Linked DNA regions of Homo sapiens: region 1 is linked to region 2. A link is an interaction called in ENCODE POLR2A ChIA-PET data of the cell type or tissue named here. Cell type or tissue: Panc1. All regions are shown on one strand. Links, peaks and the distances in the headings refer to the core of each region. The heading gives the core; the rest is flanking DNA.

What was found. ChIA-PET counts read pairs that join two places held together with the same protein. Peaks named below come from ENCODE experiments on the same cell type or tissue, not always from the same donor. Only the 100,000 strongest peaks of a DNase experiment are listed, where the experiment ranks them.
Region 1: POLR2A ChIA-PET joins it to region 2 with 5 read pairs; 12 of 35 experiments call an interaction of 5 or more read pairs at or near these places.

The regions. Positions count from the first base shown.
Region 1 is chr6:112,027,865-112,038,303 of GRCh38, reverse strand. No RefSeq gene overlaps it. Among named protein-coding and RNA genes, the nearest start is that of CCN6, 21 kb to the left of the region's middle. In Panc1, for the core only: CTCF peaks have their summits at 8,693, 8,898 (motif pointing right) and 9,179; a DNase peak (open chromatin) is centred at 8,903; H3K27me3 peaks cover 1,644 bases.
Region 2 is chr6:111,236,661-111,247,099 of GRCh38, reverse strand. All of the region lies in intron 1 of SLC60A2-DT (SLC60A2 divergent transcript), which reads left to right. Among named protein-coding and RNA genes, the nearest start is that of SLC60A2-DT, 17 kb to the left of the region's middle. In Panc1, for the core only: no CTCF peak of the experiment used is centred there; a DNase peak (open chromatin) is centred at 4,455.

The sequences.
Region 1 (10,439 bases), core at 1,678-9,677, 790 kb before region 2:
TCAGACCCTACTTGGAGTCGGAGGTTCAAGTGCCAAGGTGAGCAGCACACATGGTTATTTACATAACAATTTCCCAGAGTAATTTCCAGTACAGCAGATACATTCAATAAAGGAAGCCTGGAATAGAGAGGAAAAAAATCCTCTCACACACGAGCATTCCCACTTGCTTGAAGCAGTGGCTCTCAGCTTTGGCTGCAACTAGAATCATGTGGGGAATTTGCAATATCCCAGTGCCCAGGCCCCACCTCAGACCCATGACATCAGCGTCTCCAGGGGTGAGACCCAGGCGTCAGGATGTTTTAAAGCTCCCTGGGTGATTCCGATGTGCAGCCAGGGTTGCGGCTGGCTACCCGAAAGCAACCCTTTCCCATGAGTCACTGGCATTAACTGCCAGCTCTTCCTCCCACTGTTCCTTCAGCTGGCTTCCTGTGCCTGCAATGGTGACATCGCAAGCCTGCGTGTGCCCCCTTAGATTTGGAGGTGCCAGTCATCATCAGCTGGCTTCCTGTGCCTGCAATGGTGACATCGCAAGCCTGCGTGTGCCCCCTTAGATTTGGAGGTGCCAGTCATCAGCCTATTTGACATGGAGTCTATTTCTATGGGCATCTAGGTCTCTGCTATCTGCCGGGACACAACTCCCAAAGTATGTTCCGCACAACACAAATTCCACAGAGATGCTCATAGATGCTATTTAAAACAGGGAATAAATGCATTTTTATTAAAGTAATTTGGGTTAAAGTCAACCAGATTTATTTACTGAGCAACTTCTCCAATCCTTTAACTACCCAGTGCACTCATCCCCAGTAGGAAGATACGACAGGCAACATTTTCCAAACAAATTTGACCATGAAAACTTTTTTTAAAGAAAAAGGAAAATCCCGGAAACAGGCTTTGGAACATATTGCTCTCTCAGGGTATAATTTAAACTTTAAACTTTTTGGATATTCCTTAATATTTATCAATTGACTAGTGTTTTTACAGGTAACTACCTTATGCTCTCTGTGCTGTATTAGTTACTGGGAGATATAATTCACATGAAACAATTAGAAAATAGCTGCACTGAACTGAGTTGCATTTTTAAAACAAAATAACATTTAATTTTTTTAAAATTAAGGAATAAAAGAGAAGGCTACATAAGTCAAAGAGGCCTTTGTGGAGGAAGTGGTACTTTCTTTGAAGACCTTGAAGAATGAGTAGGGTCTACATGTGCAAGAGAGCAGAAGAACAGAAATTTACTTTGAGGAATTGGCATGAGCCAGAACCTAAGAGCAGGAATGAGTGCAATGGGGTATGATATGGGGATAGGGCATGGGGCAAGAGGGACAGTGAGTGGACCAGCCTCAATACAGTATCAATGGGAATACTGAGTGTATGCAATAAAAAATGACCTTATTCATAAGGTGATACCCAGTTTTCCCAATGAGATAATTTTTAAAGAAAAATTTTAGTAGCCAACCTGAATGTGTAAACTGGTAAGGAGGTAGATAAATTAATCAACATCTCCTTGTAATATTTATTAATGTAGCACCCATGCTGTTACAAACTGAATTCTCCAGAAACAGATGCTGAGATGGAGTTTGGAATGTGAAATACTTTTTAGAGATCAATACCTGTCAAAGAAAGAGAAAAGAAGCAGGATTTAGCAGAGGAAGATATTAAACTGTGAAACAAGCCTGACAAAGACGCCACTAACCCTGCAAAGAGCTCTGGAGCAAATGTTGCCTACCAGAGTTACCCTCAGTGAAGCCAAAGTGGCCAGGGCCTTATGTCTTTACCTTGCTTGGTCACCTGATGTGGACTGGCCCAATAGTGAGACCTCGGCCTAGGGAGGCCTAGTAGCTAACCCTGCTGAGGAAGGCCCTGATGGTGTCAATGTGTGGGCAGCAAGGCTTTCCTTGAATGCACATGCTTGTTTACAGTCATATCTTATACAACATACAAACAATACTTTTCTCCATCACATTTTATACATCAGTTTTTGAAACTCTTCTCGTGAATCACCATGATCCCTTAAGGCCATATTTTGAGTCATCTATCACAATTTTACAGAGTACCTCATCTCTACAGTCATCTAAGATATTGGATATATGGCATTACTTCAATCCATGGATGAAGCTGTTATTAAATATTTTATCCAAGCCACGATTTACCAGTTCCACCCCATTAGATTAGCTTTTATAACCTTTTTCCTGTAGTTGCATACTCATGATCTCCACAAAGTACCTTCTTACTGTATTTTTTAAGTAATCTTTCAAAAATAATCACTTTTAAAATCTTAGAAGTAAGATCACACTCCCAGAAGTAATTACTAGTATTTGATGTCTTTTCCTACATTTTTTTTGTTCGAACAGGTAACCTCAATAAGCATCCCAAGCTAGCACTGATTTCAGTCTAAAATGTGATCCCCAAGCAGTGAACTTTTTTTCCAAATAAAGTAGTAGAGAAAATACACACATTACCAGTGCTTTTCAAAAGGCACCCAGCTTTGTAAAGACATATCTAAAGTGACTTTCTATTTGCCAAGAGATGATATTAGGAAAGAAATCTTGATTAATATTTTGGATGTACATGCCAAGTTTGTCCGGGTGACATGAGGCCAGGTCACCGAAGCACTGAAGATAAAGGAGAGTCATTTAGATGGAACATCACTGTGGTTATGAAACAGGAAAGTAGCCTGATAAACATCATCTTAGGAAACTCTGTGCAGCTAAAGACAGTCTTAAGATGTGTTTGGGGAAATACTGTGGAAACAAGTAGTCATCTCATAACTGATATAATTAGAAGTTATAATAGCTTGGACTTTAGGGATGGCACAGGAAAGGAAATGAAAGAAGTTAATGGAAACACATTTCTAAAGAATTAATAACCTTGAAAGCATGTTGGATGATAGAAGCATAGGAAAGTGAAGCGCCAAACAGGACTTTAAGAACCTAAAAGGAATACTTTATTTTTCAATTTGTTTTTATTATTATTATTTTATTTTTATTTTTGAGGCAGAGTCATGCTCTGTCATCCAGACTGGAGTGCAGCTGTGCGATCTTGGCTCACTGCAACCTCCGCCCCCTGGACTCAAACGATTCTCATGCCTCAGCCTCCAGAGTAGCTGGGACTACAGGCACCTGCCACCACACCTGGCTAATTTTTGTATTTTTAGTAGAGTCAGGGTTTCACCAAGTTGGCCAGGCTGATCTCGAACTCCTGGCCTCAGGTGATCTACTCACCTCGGCCTCCCAAAGTGCTGGGATTACAGACATGAGCCACTGCACCCAGCCTAAAAGAAACACTTTAAATATGTGGTCAGTATATCCTTGAGGAATGATTTCTTCATAATTTTATAGTTAGAAATTTCTAGTTGATGAATTTCTTGAAGAGATTTTAAATTACCCATGCGAAGGCCACAACAGGACACAGGGCCTGCCTGCACACCCACCTGCCCCAGCCATGGCTTTTTATCAAAAACCAAAATCAGATGTCTTTTTCTCTGCTGTCAGCACTGACCACAGTAAGTGCTTGTAAGACAAGCCCGATAGGTCACTGCAGGAGCCTAAACTGCATTACAGCCTCTGCATTCGCAGGGGCCACAGAATTATCAGATGTCTCCCATGTTCCTACTTTCCTGGGCCATGTTACTGTCCTTAATCTTGCAATCGCCATGAGAAAAGTTTTTACTTGGGAGCCCCCAGGGCTGGTACCTTTTTATTACTCTGATTTCCACAGTTAGCATACCAAAGATGATCCTTATAGGAAGGTAGTCCTTAATTAGATGATTAGTTGATTGGTTGACCAAGACTGAAGATAGAAACCTAGGCTGCCTTCTGATCTGCTCCCAAGTATACACCCAGCACGCCTCAGACTGCAGTGTGCACACAAATCATCTGGGGGAGCTCGTTAGACTGCAGGTTCTGATCAAGTAGGGCTGGGGTGGCCCTTGGAATCTGCATTTCTAATATGCTCCCATGATGCCACTTCTGCTGGTTGAAGGACCACATTTGTGTAGAAAGGTCTTCTCTATAAAGGGTAGCAGAAAGCCACTGGGAACTGAACTTGCCAAGGAGTGTATGTGCACAGAATGTAGATCAGGGAGGTATTCATGGTGAATTCAGAAAAGCCAGGAAACTAAAGGGGACAGGGACTTCAGAGCAGGCAGACTCAATCAGTAAGCCTCACCTGAGAAACCCTATAGCCAGGATGTGGAGGCTACATTGACAGTGAAATTACAGGAGCTGGGGAAGCCTGCAGAGCAGCTGTCAGTCTCCTGCCTCTCAGAGGAGGGTGTGGAGGAGGGGCACCAATTTTGGCAAGAATGAGGACTACTTTATTATGGAGAACTCCCTAATTATGCAGTTAGAGAACAGTGTGTGGCACATTCCGGAGCCTACACGGCTCACATAAGGATTCCACTGTTAATTTTGAAAAGAGAAATAGCAATGCAACTTTCTTAACTCCCACACCATTCACACATTGAATTTGTGTGCCAACTCGAAGCGTACCCACTGGAAATGAAAACAGACTTAAAGCCAGCCCTCAAACTGAAGCTTGTCAAGCTGCAGATATACAGGGGAAGGGATATACAATGGAAGAGATATACAGAGGAAGCGATAGATATACAGGGGAAGAGATATACAGGGGAAGGGATATATAGGGAAAGGATACACAAGGGAAGGGATAGACAGAGGAAGGGATAGACGGGGAAGGGATAGACAAGGGAAGGGATAGACAGGGGAAGAGATATACAGGGGAAAGGATAGACAGGGGAAGGGATAGACAGGGGAAGGGATAGACAGGGGAAGGGATAGACAGGGGAAGGGATAGACGGGAAGGGATAGACAGGGGAAGGGATAGACATGGGAAGGGATAGACAGGGGAAGGGATAGACAGGGGAAGGGATAGACAGGGGAAGGGATAGACAGGGGAAAGGATAGACAGGGGAAGGGATAGACAGGGGAAGGGATAGACAGGGGAAGGGATAGACAGGGGAAAGGATAGACAGGGGAAGGGATATGGGATATACGGGGGACAGGATATACGGGGGAAGAGATATATGGGGGAAAGTATATACGGGGGATGGGATATACGAGGGAAGGGATATACGGGGGGAAGGGATATACGAGGGATGGGATAGAGAGGGGAAGGGATTTGTTTTCTTTCTCTCCTTTCAAATAAAATTTTTCTCTCTGCCATTTGAAATTGTTACATCAGATATCTATTTGTTAAACCAAAAATGGCAGAACTCGGTCTCCTAACATAGGGCCCTTAACATAGTAAGCTCTCCCTCAATGTATTATCTCATGAGCGGTCTTCTGCGCATTTACACAGTATCCAGTAAGAACAGCTTTGCAAACGTACACACATCTGGATGCTTTCCTGAGCACTTGGGTCAGATATGGTCCCTCCCTTTGCAAATACGAGCAGGCAAGGCAGATGGAACTACTAAGTCAGAAGGAGTCACTGGAGCAAATGGAATCAGTGAGCAATGTGACACCAAATCTGACCCACGGTCCCTGGCCACTCCTGCCAGCTTTGTCCCTGTGGGGCATCTAACTTTATAGAGCAAGCACTTTCAAAGTCTCTTGACTGGATTCCCAGGAAGAAAAATATTTTATACCAGATCCCAACACACTCACCTGAAACAAGAGCTTTATGAAATCACAGTCACCCATGTTACATAGTCACCCCATTTCTGAATGATGGTCTCTTTAAGTGCATCCTTCAGGCAATACCCTATCTACACTTTTTTCATGGAGTTTTCTTTATCTTACAAAAAAACTACATGGCAGCTTTTTAAATCTCCCAATACTTTAAAGCATCATCTTAATAATTCCTTTTCCCATTGCCGTCGCTGCTCAATGCATTGCTCCTGTTATTCTTCTCCTCACCAGTGAATTTTATTCTTCTCTTTTAAAACCTGGGGAAACGATTAGCACAGTGATGAGTAGCATAGGCTCACTTCCACTCCTGTGTGACCTTGGGCAAGTTACTGAGCCTCTCTCTTCTCAGTTTCTCATCTGGAAAAGGATAATAATAATAAGGCTACCTGATAGGTCAGTTGCAAGAATTGAATGTGTTAATACAGACAAGGCAATGAGAGTATTTCCGAGCGCAGCAGCAGGCACCTGCTGCCACAGCTGCTGCCACTGCTCAAATTCTCCCCTCCAGGGGAACGCACCCACTGTGAGTAGCCTCTGCTTGAGCCTCCAACGCTTATGTGTTGAACCTGGACAGTGTCCTTTCCCATTTGTTGACAGTCATGCTGCGCGCTACTTGCAACTTGCTTTTTTCTGACCACTGGAGTTAATATTTTAAGAGCATATATTCCTTTCCTTTTTAACACATCTAAAATGTATTATTTAACACGAATGACTTCAGAAGATACTAAATCTAGTTTGGACTTTAGTTTATCACAAATGGCCATTATTGAAAATATGTATTTTTATAGAAGGCTATATTGCAGTGATACTTCCTGTCAGCTATATGTTCCCTTTAACAGGTGATTCCACTTTCCATTTCTACCCTAAAATGTTGCTGTAGGGCTGGGATCCCAGAGAAGCAGGTTTGTTAAAAGAATGAATACAATTCTAAAACGAAGTAGCCTCTGTTTCAAGACCTTCTTAATGAATAACGGGCATACACTTGGTTACATGTGTTCAAGGACATTTTTCTGGCTGCTCTGGGAACATTGCTTTTTAACTATGTTCCAGATAATTGCTTTTACACAAAAAAGGCATCTCAATAAGTGAGGTGTTGTTATATGTGGTTCTCATGGTATTTCATGAGTGTGTATGGTCACTTTCCAACCTGATTCTAGCAGAGTGCAGAGACTTTTAAAAATTTCATTCACTTATTCTTCCAACAAAAGAATTACCAAGCACCTGACATTCCAGGCATTATGCCAGGTGGTAAAAATAAAAACAAGGGAACTTTATAGTTGTCAAGTACTTTTGGGTAAATTACCTCACTTACTCCTCTAAACAGCTCTGTGAGGCAAGTGATCTTGTTCCCATTTTACAGACAAAAGAGAGAGGTCATGCACAAGAGAAATAAAACGAAAAGAAAGAAGTACTGTGTTTATTAACTAACCAAAACTTCTCGACATCCCATCCCTGTTGGCCTTTACAGAAAGACAACACACCCGAAGGGTGTGGACCTTGCTCTATGAACTTATTTGGTGTTTGTCCAGCACAGCACTGCATGCAGAAAGCCACTTAGTAAATACTTTGGAGGAAGATCATTTTGATGTTTGTGAGAGTTCAGGCCATCTCTGGGAATGGGAAAAAGGATGGTAATGAACTCCAAGAACCAGAGGAAAGGAGAAAATTAGACAGTGGTCTGGGTGAGGTGAGAAAGGTAAGACTTACAGGAAAGTAATGAGGTTTATTTTTGTCTAGGGGAGAGGGCAAACTGACAGAGAGGAGGTGAGGGGTTAGAGAGGGAGGCCTTAGCACACAGAGAGCAGAGACTTAGGATCCAAGGACAGTTTCCAGGATGTTATAAATGGGCCCTAAGGAAAAGGAAACACGCTTCTCTATGCCTTCACTAGCAAGTTCTAGCCAGCAAAATGGTTCCAAATTTCTGACAGCATTTTGAATTAGCTTCAGTCTCAAATTCAAAGCAGAAACTGCCTTAAATTCCTCTGTTTCTCAATATGTCCTGTTTCTGTCGCATCGGGGAGCTAAGACACTCCTTATTGATGATTTTGCAGATGCTCAACAATGGTAGCTTTACAGATTAATCAATGAACCAAAGATTTATTGGAGATCTGCTGTGTGTGCACCATGCTGAGGACCAGTGACATTCAGATGGGAGGCCTGGCTGACAGCACACACAGCATGCTGGCGGGCAGCGACACACCTTCCAGACACACACTTGTTTGAGAGCCAGTAAAGCAGGTTATGCCTGAGTGGGAAAAAAGATCCGATAGGTAGGGTGGGGCCATATCACAAAAAGCCTGAAGAGGGAGAGGAGTGGATCCGAGGCCTTTAATTATAGTCTGGCAACTGTAGGTGTCCAGAAACTATTTGTTGAATGCATGCCTGCATGAATGATTTCAAGTAAGCATATTGTCCCAGACCCAGGACACAGTCATCCTCTCTAAATCATTCAGTCCTAAGTTTCAAATTGTGCCCAAACACAATTATGATATTTACATCTTTGTAGAATTATTCTGAGACTGTGGATGGATAGAGGTCTAACCTTTCCATGAGGACAGTGACCTTTTGCCTCCCTGGATCTACTGGATCACTTGGAAACAGAGGAGTAGACGCTGGAAGAATACAGTGCTTGGGACATAATGACCAGGCCATGCTAATTGCAGAATAATACAGAAACAGATTCTCCTTCCACCCAAAAATGTATCCAGGGCGAGCGGCCACAGAGGACATGGAGGCAGGAGACCTACTAAACAGGCCTCTTCTGTAAAACAAAAGAAATTCATACTACTACCACACCTTAAATGCCATGATTCCTTGTGCTTTCCTAACTCTCAGATGCTTTCTAGTCTATCTCATTTATCTTGACAGTCAAAGACATAGAACGGGTAGAACATTTGCAGAGTGAGCAGTAAATTAGCCGGTTTCTGAATCTTAAACAGTAAAGTCTTTCAGATGAAGAATGTGCTGGTTTAAGGAGGATGCCTCCTAAGCAAAGTCTTCAGCAGAAGAAATGTCTTCAGAAAACTTCCTGGACAGAACTACAGGCACCTTGCATTTCTCTCCTATTACTCCTCCTGCCTTCTATCTGTACCCACACCAGAACACATCTGTCGGACCCTCAGACCAGTTCTAAAGCAGCTGCCCCTTTGTAGACGAGCCCAATCTTAATCATTCCAACATAGTAACAAGAAAAAACCTACTTGGGCAGAGGTCCTTGTCTTAATGAACAAGTAGTCTGCAACCACCACCAGCAGAGGGCGTTGTCCAAAATGGCTGCGGTGAATTCAGCAGGCTGCACACAATGGAAGCATAATTCTTGCCATAGATCCTTTAAATGTCTTTCCATTAAATTTGTCTGAACTGCTCTTAACCTCGGAGCAGTTAAGAACATCAAGGCCTTTCTTCGACAGCTCTTCCCTTTCCCACAATGCGAGACTCCAGCAGTAAGACGCTTGAGAAAGGAAACGTGTAACAGATAGACAGAAAGGCTCAAGCAGGGCCTTTCCACGAAGACTCCATGTTTTTGCACTTTCTCTGTGCCACGTGACCGAACGATCATTTCACACTGGTGTAAGTCTGTGGCTTCTCTGGATTCCATACTTCTTAGCTGTATCAGTTGGGTTTGCATTTTATTTGTCCAATATAAAGGAAGGAGATGCCAGTAGTGACTTTTAGATATAATCATTGAGTTCAAATCCAAAACCCATTACTCTGTCCAAGCTTCATCGACTTCAGTATCTAGGGAGATATCCCAGAGGTCATCGCTCTGTCCCCAGGCTGGAGTGCAGTGGCGCAATCTCAGCTCACTGCAACCTCCACCTCCCGGGTTCAAGCGATTCTCCTTCCTCAGCCTCCTGAGTAGCTGGGACTACAGGTGCATGCCACCACACTCAGCTAATTTTTGTATTTTTAGTAGAGACAGGGTTTCACCATGTTGGCCAGGATGGTCTCGATCTCTTGACCTCGAGGCCCTCACGTTCTTAAAGTGAGTTCTGAGGGCTGGATGGAAGGGAGGGGGGATTGAAAAGAAGAGGCAGGCAATTGCAAAGGCAGACTGAAGCCAAGTTCTCCTAATTTTTGCCTCTTGGAGGACAGTAAACCCCTCCAGTCCAACCTGGGAATTCACCACCCAGACACATGATACTCAAAGCTCCCACGAGGAGGGTGGCAGTCCTCTGACCTTTTCACTAAGATTTAGAATCTACACATGGATCTGCAGCATGTTATTTAACTGGGGCTATCTACTCTGTGTATCAGATATCATGCCTGTCAAGATGTGAGTGTTTAAAGTCCAATTTGAATGCTGAGATTTTTTTCTATGAGAGACACTTTTGGAATCTGCCTTCTTCTAAATTCAGGAAGGATAATCTCAGCTTGTACTTAATTTCCAAACAATAGCAGCAATAGCTCTCCTACTCTGGAGGCAATTATAGAACATTATCTTGGGTGATCTTTTATCACTAGTGTTAACTGCTTTTGCAAGCACTTGGCTGCAAGTACCCATGCACAACAGGATGTGGTTAGACAGTCAAAATTCATAGATCTTGGGAGCCTTATGGGGCAAGATGGAACAGGGTGTCTGAAAACCCCTACCAAGTATATGCAGGTTTCACTGACAACGTCAAAACATGTGGTTTAATTCAACATATGTATTTAATGCCTACCATGTGCAAGACATTGTGTTTGGTGTTATGCGGGTTAAAGAAATTATCAACTCAGTCCCTGCTGTAAAGTGGGGGTATAACGTGTAATAGACTCAGACTGAAATAAGCCTTGTTTAAGCTCCATTCT
Region 2 (10,439 bases), core at 1,149-9,148:
CCTGCAAGTCATAACATGCCTAATTTTCCAAAATCTTTTTCGCCATCTCAATTATTGAAACAGTAACATTGCTCAATGACATAGGATAAATCATTTCAATTTGATTTCTTTTTATCTTCATACTAATAACCTCTTACACAGCCGGCAAAATCAATTTTGCCTTAACATTGTGTGGCTTACCACATTTTTCAATCATTGTGCTATTCTGAAAGAAACAATAAAACCATCTTTCTGATTAGGAAAAATTTGTTAAACATTCCAATGATAGTAAGACAGCTTTCAAAGTTCTCAGGATGCTGTATCTCTGCCAACTTATTGCTCTGTTTCTTTGTAAAGTGGTCACTTAATCTTCATGGTTTCATTGCTTCCTGAGAGAAAAACATGTTAACAAAATGGAAATATTGGTAACTGTTCATTTGTGGACAAAGATATAAGACCTAATTTGAAATATCCAACTGAATATTGATACTTTTCTTCATAATTAGTGAAATAAGGACTGAATAAATATATTAATATAGGTAGAGAACAATCACTGTAAGTGCAACGTTATACATACAGACTGAGTTGTAGTAGGTGAGTATCAACTACTCAAATACCACGAGTGACGTTATTGCCCTTGATGATTTTCCAAAATGGAGAACCTAAAACAAAACGCAACCTTCCCTTGTGTTACATGATATTTTACTTTCTTGGAAAACTCATTTATTGAAACTATGCTAAAAATACTTGGTGCCTATATGTACAAGAGAGAGTCTGGGCTCAGATAATCAAAAAGAAATATTTTTCCTTCATATGAATATTTGGCAGGACATTCAAAAATTGGACAGTATGTGGGACTATCCCACACATGTGGAGCTCTAGCATGTTGAGCCTCTGCCCACTAAATGCTAATAGCAGAGTTACTATGACACCCTCACACATTTTCAAAGCACCCCCTGCAGCCTGCAGGACTTCATGTTTTTTATTTATTTATTGAAGACAGAGTCTCGCTCTGTCAACAGGCTGGAGTGCAGTGGTGCGACCTTGGCTCCCTGAAACCTCCACCTCCTAGGTTCAAGCGATTCTCCTGCCTCAGCCTTCCAAGTAGCAGGGACTGCAGGTGCGCGCCACCACGCCCAGCTAATTTTTTTATTTTTTGTAGAGAAGGGGTTTCACCATGTTGGCTAGGATGGTCTCGATCTGCTGACCTCGTGATCCACTGGCCTTGGCCTCCCAAAGTGCTGGGATTACAGGTATGAGCCACCACATCCGGCTTCATCTTTTTTTTTTTTTTAACTGCTCCTTCAATTGAGAATCACAAGATAAAAAGCATCTGCCTCAAAGGTTTAATACCTTTAGCATCAAAGGTTTAATACCTTTAGCATCATTTGAGACTCAAATCATTAAACTCAAAGGTTTAATACATTTAGCATCTTTTCAGAAAATACTATTTGCTGAGAATGCTCAAATGGCCAGGGCAACAGAAGAGAGTGGTATTCTCTCTAAATGCTACGAGGATTCTAGATAAAAGTCTTCTTTTCCAAGTTACTTCTTGATAAAAGTTCATATATCATAAGACATTCAGAGGTACTTTTTTTTCTTCTTAAGCACCAAAGCTCTTTTGGATTTGTACGCATAGGATGAAGAATGGCAATTGCTAGGCAGTAGAGCCTCACCAATGAAAGTTGTTTGCTCTCCAGTATCTGAAGAGACTAGTCTTTGTTTGAAAACCTTGTGATAATGTCACTTGGGGCAGACACCTTGGAAGAGGATGCCCATTCTCTTCAAGACCCATGATAACCATCCTTTATTGCCACTAGCCCCATAACTAGGATCAAATCTTGACATCTCCAGGTGGGCAGGTACACACTATGATCCAGGAGGAAATAACACCAAAATAACTGCAATATTTTGTTAATATATATGAATGGAAACCTGGTGAATGTGTGGAAGTGGATGCTAAAGGTATTAAACCAAGGAAAACAGAATAGAACACTAGATCCAGCTGAATTCACTGCTATGGATACACTTTACTAGGGACTGCAGGTTCAAAGTGTCAGTCCATGCAGCTGGAGATGGCTGTAAAAGCTTACTTGGTTGGTTGACTAAAAATTTCGACTCACTGGTGGTCTACAGTTAATGAGGTTGAAATGCTGGAGCTTCCTTGGCATGATGTGAAGGAAGTAATCCAAAGGCTAGCCTCTGTCTTTTTCCATAGCAAACTTCAATGCTGGAAGATTTTTGAGAAATGGCTACAAAATCCCATAGGAAAGAAAACATGAGCCAAATATTTTCAGGTGTAAAGACAAAAGATAAATAGTTTGAAGATGAAAGAACTCTTGGAATATTATTTTCATAAATCCATTTGAGAAATGTTAGAAGGTTCAGTAGAACAAGAGATGAGTGGAGAAACAACTGCAGACGGGATTGGCAGTGAGCTTTGATGCAAATCACAGGACAAAGACAAATATGAGGATTACGGTGGAAAGATGGAATTTAAATGTTATTAGCCCTGATGATGTAGAAATGATAGAGCAATAAAAAGTGGAAAGCAATGGATGGAAAAGGATGAAAATATACTGATTTTTTTGTTTGTTTGCTGGATACTATGGTGTGTGTCTGTAATCCTAGCTACTTGGGGGGCTGAGGCAGGAGGATTGTTTGAGCTCAGGAATTTGAGACTAGCCTGAGCAAAATAGTAAGACCCCATCTCTAAACAATTAAAAATTATATATATGAAATAAAGTATACTGATTCCTCATCTTTAATAACTAGAGGTGAAAAGTTATTACTTAAAGCTAATTAAATGAATAGTAGAGTTATAAGTATAAAATGGAATAATACAGAGGTAAAATAATTAGAGGTAAACATGAAGAAAGATAATATTACTAAAATCAGGTGATAGAGAGGGGGAGATGGAGGAAAAAATATGTTAATTCTGTCATTGTAAATAGAAGAAAACTATTATATACTGTTGGAGTGGGGGAAGGAGGAGAAGATGAATTATTCAGTGAGTAGTAACTAGTATCAAGAAAACTGGAAAAATCCAGTTGACCCTTCAACAGCACAAATTTGAACTGCATGAGTCCACTTATATGTGAATTTTTTTCAATAAATATATGGAAATTTTGGGGGGATATTTGCAACAATTATAAAAAACTTGCAGACAAATCACATAGCCTAGAAATATGGAAAAAAGAAAATGTTAGGTATGTCATCAACGCATAAAAATATGTAGACACTTGTCTATTTTTATCATTTACTACCATAAAATATACACAAATCTATTATTAAAATGTTAAAATGTATCAAAATTTACACACACAAACATCAGACTACACATGGCGCCATTTGCAGTCCAGAGAAATGGAAACAAATGTGAAGATGCAGTATTAAATCATAACTGCATACAACTCACTGTAGTACACACTGTACTGCTGGAATAATTTTGCAGCTGCCTCTCGTTGTTGTCGTGGTGGGCTCCAGTGTTGTGAGTATCCACCCAAAACGTTGTGTGACGCTCGTCGGTCATCTCCACTTGCCCAGTTCATCTCTCCAGTAAATTCCATTGAAGTAAAAACTAATTTCTCTCAGTTCTTGCATTTTTTGTGTGTGTTTAGTGTGAGAAAAATGAAATCCTAAGCCCCCCAACCAACTAAACAGACTCCTTTCTCGGCCAAAACTCAGTTCCAGCTGTGACGAGATGGGGGCCTCATTACACCTGCTCCTGCTCTAACTGCTCTTAGGTTTTCTTCCTTAAGGGTTACAGAGAAGCCAGCCCTTCTGAGAGACTTGCTCCACTGCTGATAGCCACCAACCACCTGTCGCTGCCCTTCCATTTGGCAGTTTGGACAAAGCTTTCCTTCCTCATAAGAGACCAGGGTCCACAGAGTGGCTCTGGCCAGTCTACCAAGGATGAGCAGAGAGGTTTTCGTGTTGTCTGCTTCACCACTTGAAATCAGAGGGCCAAAAACTCCACCCTTGGATGGAGGGTGCTAACACTGCCACTTTTTGAACATGGGTCCCATGGAGAAGCATGAAGCTCTATTGTGCATGTGTGTGTTTCTCCTTTCATAAATAATCATAACTCCTCCTATAGCTTATTAAGTATGTATATTTGGCCACCTGCTTCAGCAAATCTCTGTCATACTCTTCCCCCTGTCAAAGTGTCTGTTTTTGGCTTCTGGCTGGAGGCTGTTCTTTCCAGCCTGTCAGAATGGCCACCCTGCAAGCTGCAACCCTTTATAAGAAAGCTCTCCTTTCCAAATGTATGAACCTCCATCGTTCTTCAGTTGACAAGTGCAATACTGTAAACCTTGAATAACACCATGGGACCCATACAAAGTGCCATTAGTGATGCCTGAAGTGCACTCAAGAAGCAGATAAAAGTCATGATATCACAAGAAAAAGCTGAACTCCTTGATATGAACCTTCGATTGAGGTCTGCAGCCACAGGCGCTGACCATTTCAGACAGATGATTCATCTTGTAAACAGACAATGTGAACTTGGTTTGATGAATACAGTAAAATACTGTACATGCATTTTCTCTTAAGATTTTCATAGCTGGGCACAGTGGCTCACATCTGTAATCCCAGCACTTTGGAAGGCCGAGGCAAGAGGATTGCTTGAGCCCAGGAGTTCGAGACTAGCCTAGGTAACATAGTGAGATCTCCCATCTCTACCAAAAAAAAAAAAAAATAGCCAGGCATGGTGGCACGTGCCCGTGGTTTCAGCTTCTCTGGAGGCTGAGGTGGGAGGATTGCTTGAGCCCAGGAGGTCAAGGCTGCAGTGAGCCATGACTGAGCCACTGCACTGCATCCTGGGTGACAGAGCAAGACCGTCTTAAAAACAAAAACATAAAAAGGTTTTCTTAATGACATTTTCTTTTTTCTATCTTAAGAATACAGTATATGATACATATACAAAATATGTGTTAGTTGACTGTTTATGTTATCAGTAAGGCTCTGGTCAATAACAGGCTATTAGGAGTTAAGTTTTGGGGGAGTCAAACATTATGCATGGATTTTCGACTGCATGGAGTGTAGGGACCCCAACCCCTGCATTGTTCAATGGCCATTTTTTTTTTTAAGACAGGTTTTCACTCTGCCACCCAGGCTGGAGTGCAGTTGCATGACCTTGGCTCACTGCAGCCTCTGCCTCCCAGGCTCAATCAATCCTCCCACCTTAGCCTCCCTAGTAGCTGGGACAACAGGTGCACACCACCACACCTGGCTAATTTTTGTATCTTTTGTACAGACAGGATTTTACTGTGTTGCCCAGGCTGGTCTTGAACTCCTAGGCCCAAGCTATCTGCCTGCCCCGGTCTCCCAAAGTGCTGGGATTATAGGTGTGAGCCACCACACCCAGCTCAATTGTACCTTTTTTTTTTTTTTTTTTGAGACGGAGTCTCGCTCTGTTACCCAGCTGGAGTGCAATGGTGCAATCTCGGCTCACTGCAAGCTCCGCCTCCTGGGTTCAGGCCATTCTCCTGCCTCAGCCTCCCAAGTAGCTGGGACTTCAGGCGCCCGCCACCACGCCTGGCTAATTTTTTGTATTTTTAGTAGAGACGGGGTTTCACCGTGTTAGCCAGGGTGGTCTCGATCTCCTGACCTCGTGATCCTCCCGCCTTGGCCTCCCAAAGTGTTGGGATTACAGGCATGAGCCACCGCGCCCGGCCGCCCAATTGTACTTTTTAAAAAATGGTTAGAATTCAACTTTATACCATATATCAAAATCAATAATAACTTAGAGATTTAATGTAAAAATGAAGCCATAAATATATCAGAAGGAGTTTTAAGAATGTATTTATATAGAAGAGTGGGGAAGGCCTTTCTAAACACGTCAACAATGACAGTGCTGTGGTCTGAATGTGTCCCCCACCAAATTCATATGTTGATACTTGATCACCAATGTGATAGTATCAAGAGGTGTTGACCAGGTACGGTGGCTCATGCCTGTAATCCCAGCAATTTGGGAGGCCGAGGCAGGCAGATCACCTGAGGTCAGTAGTTCAAGACCAGCCTGGTTAACATGGTGAAACCTGTCTCTACTAAAATATACAAAAATTAGCTGGACATGGTGGCACAAGCCTATAATCCCAGTTACTCAGGAGTCTGAGGCACAAAAATCGCTTGAACCCAGGAGGTCGAGGTTGCAGTGAGAGCTGAGATCATGCCACTGCACTCCAGCCTGGGTGACAGAGCGAGACTCTGTCTCAAAAAAAAAAAAAAAAAAAAAGGAGGTGGGACCTTTAGGAGATGATTAAGTTATGAGGGCAGAGTGTTCAGGAAGGAGATCAGCACCCTTATAAAACAGACTGAAAGGAGCTAGCTTGCCCTTCCACTATGTGAGAACTCAACAAGGTGTCATCTTTGAAGCAGGGAAGGCAAGCTCTTACCAGATGCTCAGTCTGTCGGTAACTTGACCTTGGGCTGCTCAGCCTCCAGAACTGTGTGCAATACATTTCCATTGTTTATAAACTACCCAGTCTAGGCTGGGCGTGGTGGCTCACGCCTGTAATCCCAGCACTTTGGAAGGCCAAGGCAGGTGAATCACCTGAGATCAGGAGTTCGAGATCATCCTGGCCAACATGCTGAAACCCCATATCTACTAAAATAAAAAAAAAAATTAGCCGGGTATGGTGGTGGGCACCTATAATCCCAGCCACTCAGGAGGCTGAGGCAGGAGAATTGCTTGAGCCCGGGAGGCGGAAGCTGCAGTGAGCCGAGATTGTGCCAGTGCACTACAACCTGGGTGACAGAGCGAGACTCTGTCTCAATAATAATAATACCACTAATAATAAAGTAATAAATTACCCAGTTTAGCTGGGCATGGTGGCTTACGCCTGTAATCTCAGCACTTGATGGGAGGCCGAGGCAAATGGATTGCTTGAGCTCAGGAGTTTGAGACCAGCCTGGGCAACATAGTGAGACCCCATCTCTAAAGAAAATACAAAAATTAGGTAAGTGTGGTGGCACATGCCTGTGGTCCCAGCTACCTGGGAGGCTGAGGCGGGAGGATGGATTGAGCCTGGAAGGTCAAGGCTCCAGTGAGCCATGATCATGCCACTGCACTATAGCTTGGGTGACAGAGTGAGATCCTGTCTCAATAAATAAATAAGTAACCCAGTCTAAGGTATTTTGTTATAATAGCCCAAAAGGACTAAGACAGAATCCATAAAATGAAAATTTTAACTAAAAAAAAAAAAAATAACTGCAGGAGTCTCTCTGGGCCTACTCTGGCTCAGGAGGCTGCCCAATAAAATAAAAATTTAAATTAAAAAAAAATTAAAAACACCATAATCAGTGTAAAAAGACAAATAACAAATAGGGAAAACTTTTAGCAATACATATGAGAGTCACAGCTAATACAGCATACGAAGAAAGTTCACAAAGTTCCCGAACAGAAAAATAAACAAAGGAGAAGAACAAACCCCCAAAGAGGAAGTGCAAATAGCTGAGTGATTTATGAGAAAAATTACACTTATTAGTAATAAAAATGCAAATTTAGACAAATGCTGTATGATTTCATGATATAAGGTTCTAGAGCAGTCAGATTCGTAGAGACAGAAAGTAGAATGGTGATTGACAAGAACTGAGCAGTGGCGGGGGGAAATGGGGAGTTAGTGTTTAATGGGTATGGAGTTTCAGTTTGGGAAGATGAAAAGTTCTGGAGATGGTAGTGATAGTTACAACAATGGCAACGTACATAATGCTATAGTACACTTAAAAATGATTAAAGTGAGGCTGGTGTAGTGGCATATAGCTATAGTTCCAGCTACTCTGGAGGATGAAGTGGGAAGATTGCTAGAGCCCACGAATTTGAGACCAGCCTGGCTGCATAGTAAGACCCCATCCCCCTCCCAAAAAAAAGGTTATATAAAATGGTAAATCTTATGTATATTTACCACAATTCAAAAAAAAAAACCCAAATGCAATTTTTAAATGAAGGCTTTTTAAAATCTGTAAACTGTTCAGTCTCTGTAATTAAAAAAATAACAGTATATAATATTATGAAGGTTCAGAGAAAGCATATAGTAACGCAACTTGACAAAACACAGCAAAGGCAAAAATACTAACCCTTCTACTCAGAAATTCTACCACTAGGAATTTTGCCTAAAGGAAATAAAGATGAGTATAAAGATTTCGCTATTAGAGTGTTCATAGCAATGGTGTTTATCACTGTGAAACAGGAAACAAATCTACATGTCCAATGATAGAGTTACAACAAATTAAAGATTCATCCATTTCATGGGATAACTGTGGAAACCATCAAAATAATGATGTAGAATTATACTGAATGACACATGTGGTAAACTTCTGTTATTTTTCTGCACAGAATCCATTCACTTTTCCAGGCAACAGGACCCTAGTTTTCTTTGAGGGGACCACCACCCTTCCTCATCTCATTTCAGGAAGTGAGTTAGCCATTACCCCACTTCAGGGCGGCATGATTCATGTCTGTTGAGTCAGCATCTCCTGACTCCTGGCTCAGTGATGGGTTCCAAGATGGGCACCTGACCTATGTTAGACCAGTGCGTTTTGATCCCAGGACTTTTTGTGCAAAAGATTGGGAGAGGGAAGTTCTTTTTCATCTGCTAGAGTTGATACAAAGGATAGCTTGGAGTTGTGGGAAAGAGGTCCCTTGAACAATGCCTACCAAAAAGAAAGCACCTGGACTTTTCACTCTTTTTCTTAAACCAGTTTGATTTGATTTTGGTTTTTGTCACTAACCAAAAAAAAAAAGTCATAAAGGATATGACATAGAAAGATGTTACAAGTCTTAAGTGAAAAAAGCATATTGCAGAATAGTATGTGTAGCACTTCTACAAATCATTTCCATAAATATCCGTAAATATAGTCTAAAGGGATATAGTCTGTAATGATAAAGTATGAGTAATTTTTCTTCTTGTTTAATGTCTCAAGATGAGCTTTTCATTCCTGTAAGATTAGAAGGCACTGTAGGTTTTCCATGAGAGTCCCTTCAGTTCCGTTACGCTAGCATTCTATTTTAGGTTTAAAATTTATACAGGAGCTTCTCTTTAGTGAAGTATCTGTCATCTGAGTCTCTGCTGTTTAATATGGAGGTATACTCAGAGTTGTTACTGTAGTGTCATTGCTTCTAGACCCTCTCTGTGGACAGAGTTAGGAAACACATGCATGACTACACACACACACACACTCACACCACATTTCCCAATTCCAATCCATCACCATAGTGTTTATTCACTTTACACCTTCCACATATGTACCTCCCTACTCCAGTAGTGAGAAACCTAGCTCCCATTTCCTTAATATATGTATTTATTTGTTCAAGCCCCTGTAAATAGACTCAATCTCCCAATTGTGTGGCCTTCTCCTTGGCCCTGGAGCAGCCATGCCAGCCAAGCTCCCCCTGGTTTCAACACTGATACCACGGACTCACTCCAGCTGCACTGGCTGAGTTGCACTGGCTAAGTTTTCAAAGGAAATCCTTAAAAGCACTAAAATAAAGTCAACATGTTCGTCCTGACAAGTTTGGACACCATTCATTTATTCAAAAAATCATCATTGAGCACTTATTCTGTGCCAGGCACTTTTCTGAATGTTGGAGATGAAAAGATAAAACAGACAAAAAGCTCTACCTTTGTGGAACTTGCAGTCTAATTGGGGAGACAATAAAGATAAATAAACTGTGCATGGTGGTTCATACCTGGGATCCCAGCACTTTGGGAGGCCCAGGTGGGAGGATCACTTGAGCCCAGGAGGTCAAGTTCAGCCTGGGCAATAGAGTGAAATTCTGTCTCTACAAAAAATCAAAAAATTAGCCAGGCTTTGTGGTACATGCCTGTGGTCCCAGCTACTCCGGAGGCTGAGGTGGGAGGATCCCTTGAAGCCAGGGGTTTGAGGCTGCAGTGAGCTGTGATCAAGCCACTGCATTTTTGTCTGGGTGACTGAGTGTGACCCTGTCTCAAGGAAAACCCAAAAACAAACAAACAAAATAAATAAATAAGACCAGGCATGGTGGCTCATGTGTGTAATCCCAGTACTTTGGGAAGCCAAGGTGGGAGGATCACTTGAGGCCAGGAGGTCAAGACCAGCCTGGGCAACATAGTAAGACCTCATCTCTATAAAAAATTAAAAATTAAAAAAATTAGCCAGGCATGGCACATACCTGCAGTCCCTGCTTTTCAGGAGGCTGAGGTGGGAGGATCGCTGGATCCCAGGAGATGGAGGTTGCAGTGAGCCACGATTGCACCACTGCACTCCAGCCTGGGCAACAGAGTGAGACCCTGTCTCACAAAAAAAAAAAGAGAAATAAAATAAATGGTATGCTAGTGATAACTGCTAAGAAGAAAAAATTAAGTTGGGAAGGGGGATATGAATTGCCTGGGGAAAGGGATTAAATTTTAGATGACCAGGGGAGGCTTCACAGAGGAGACTTAAAAAAAAATTTTTTTTTTTGGCTGGGCGTGGTGGCT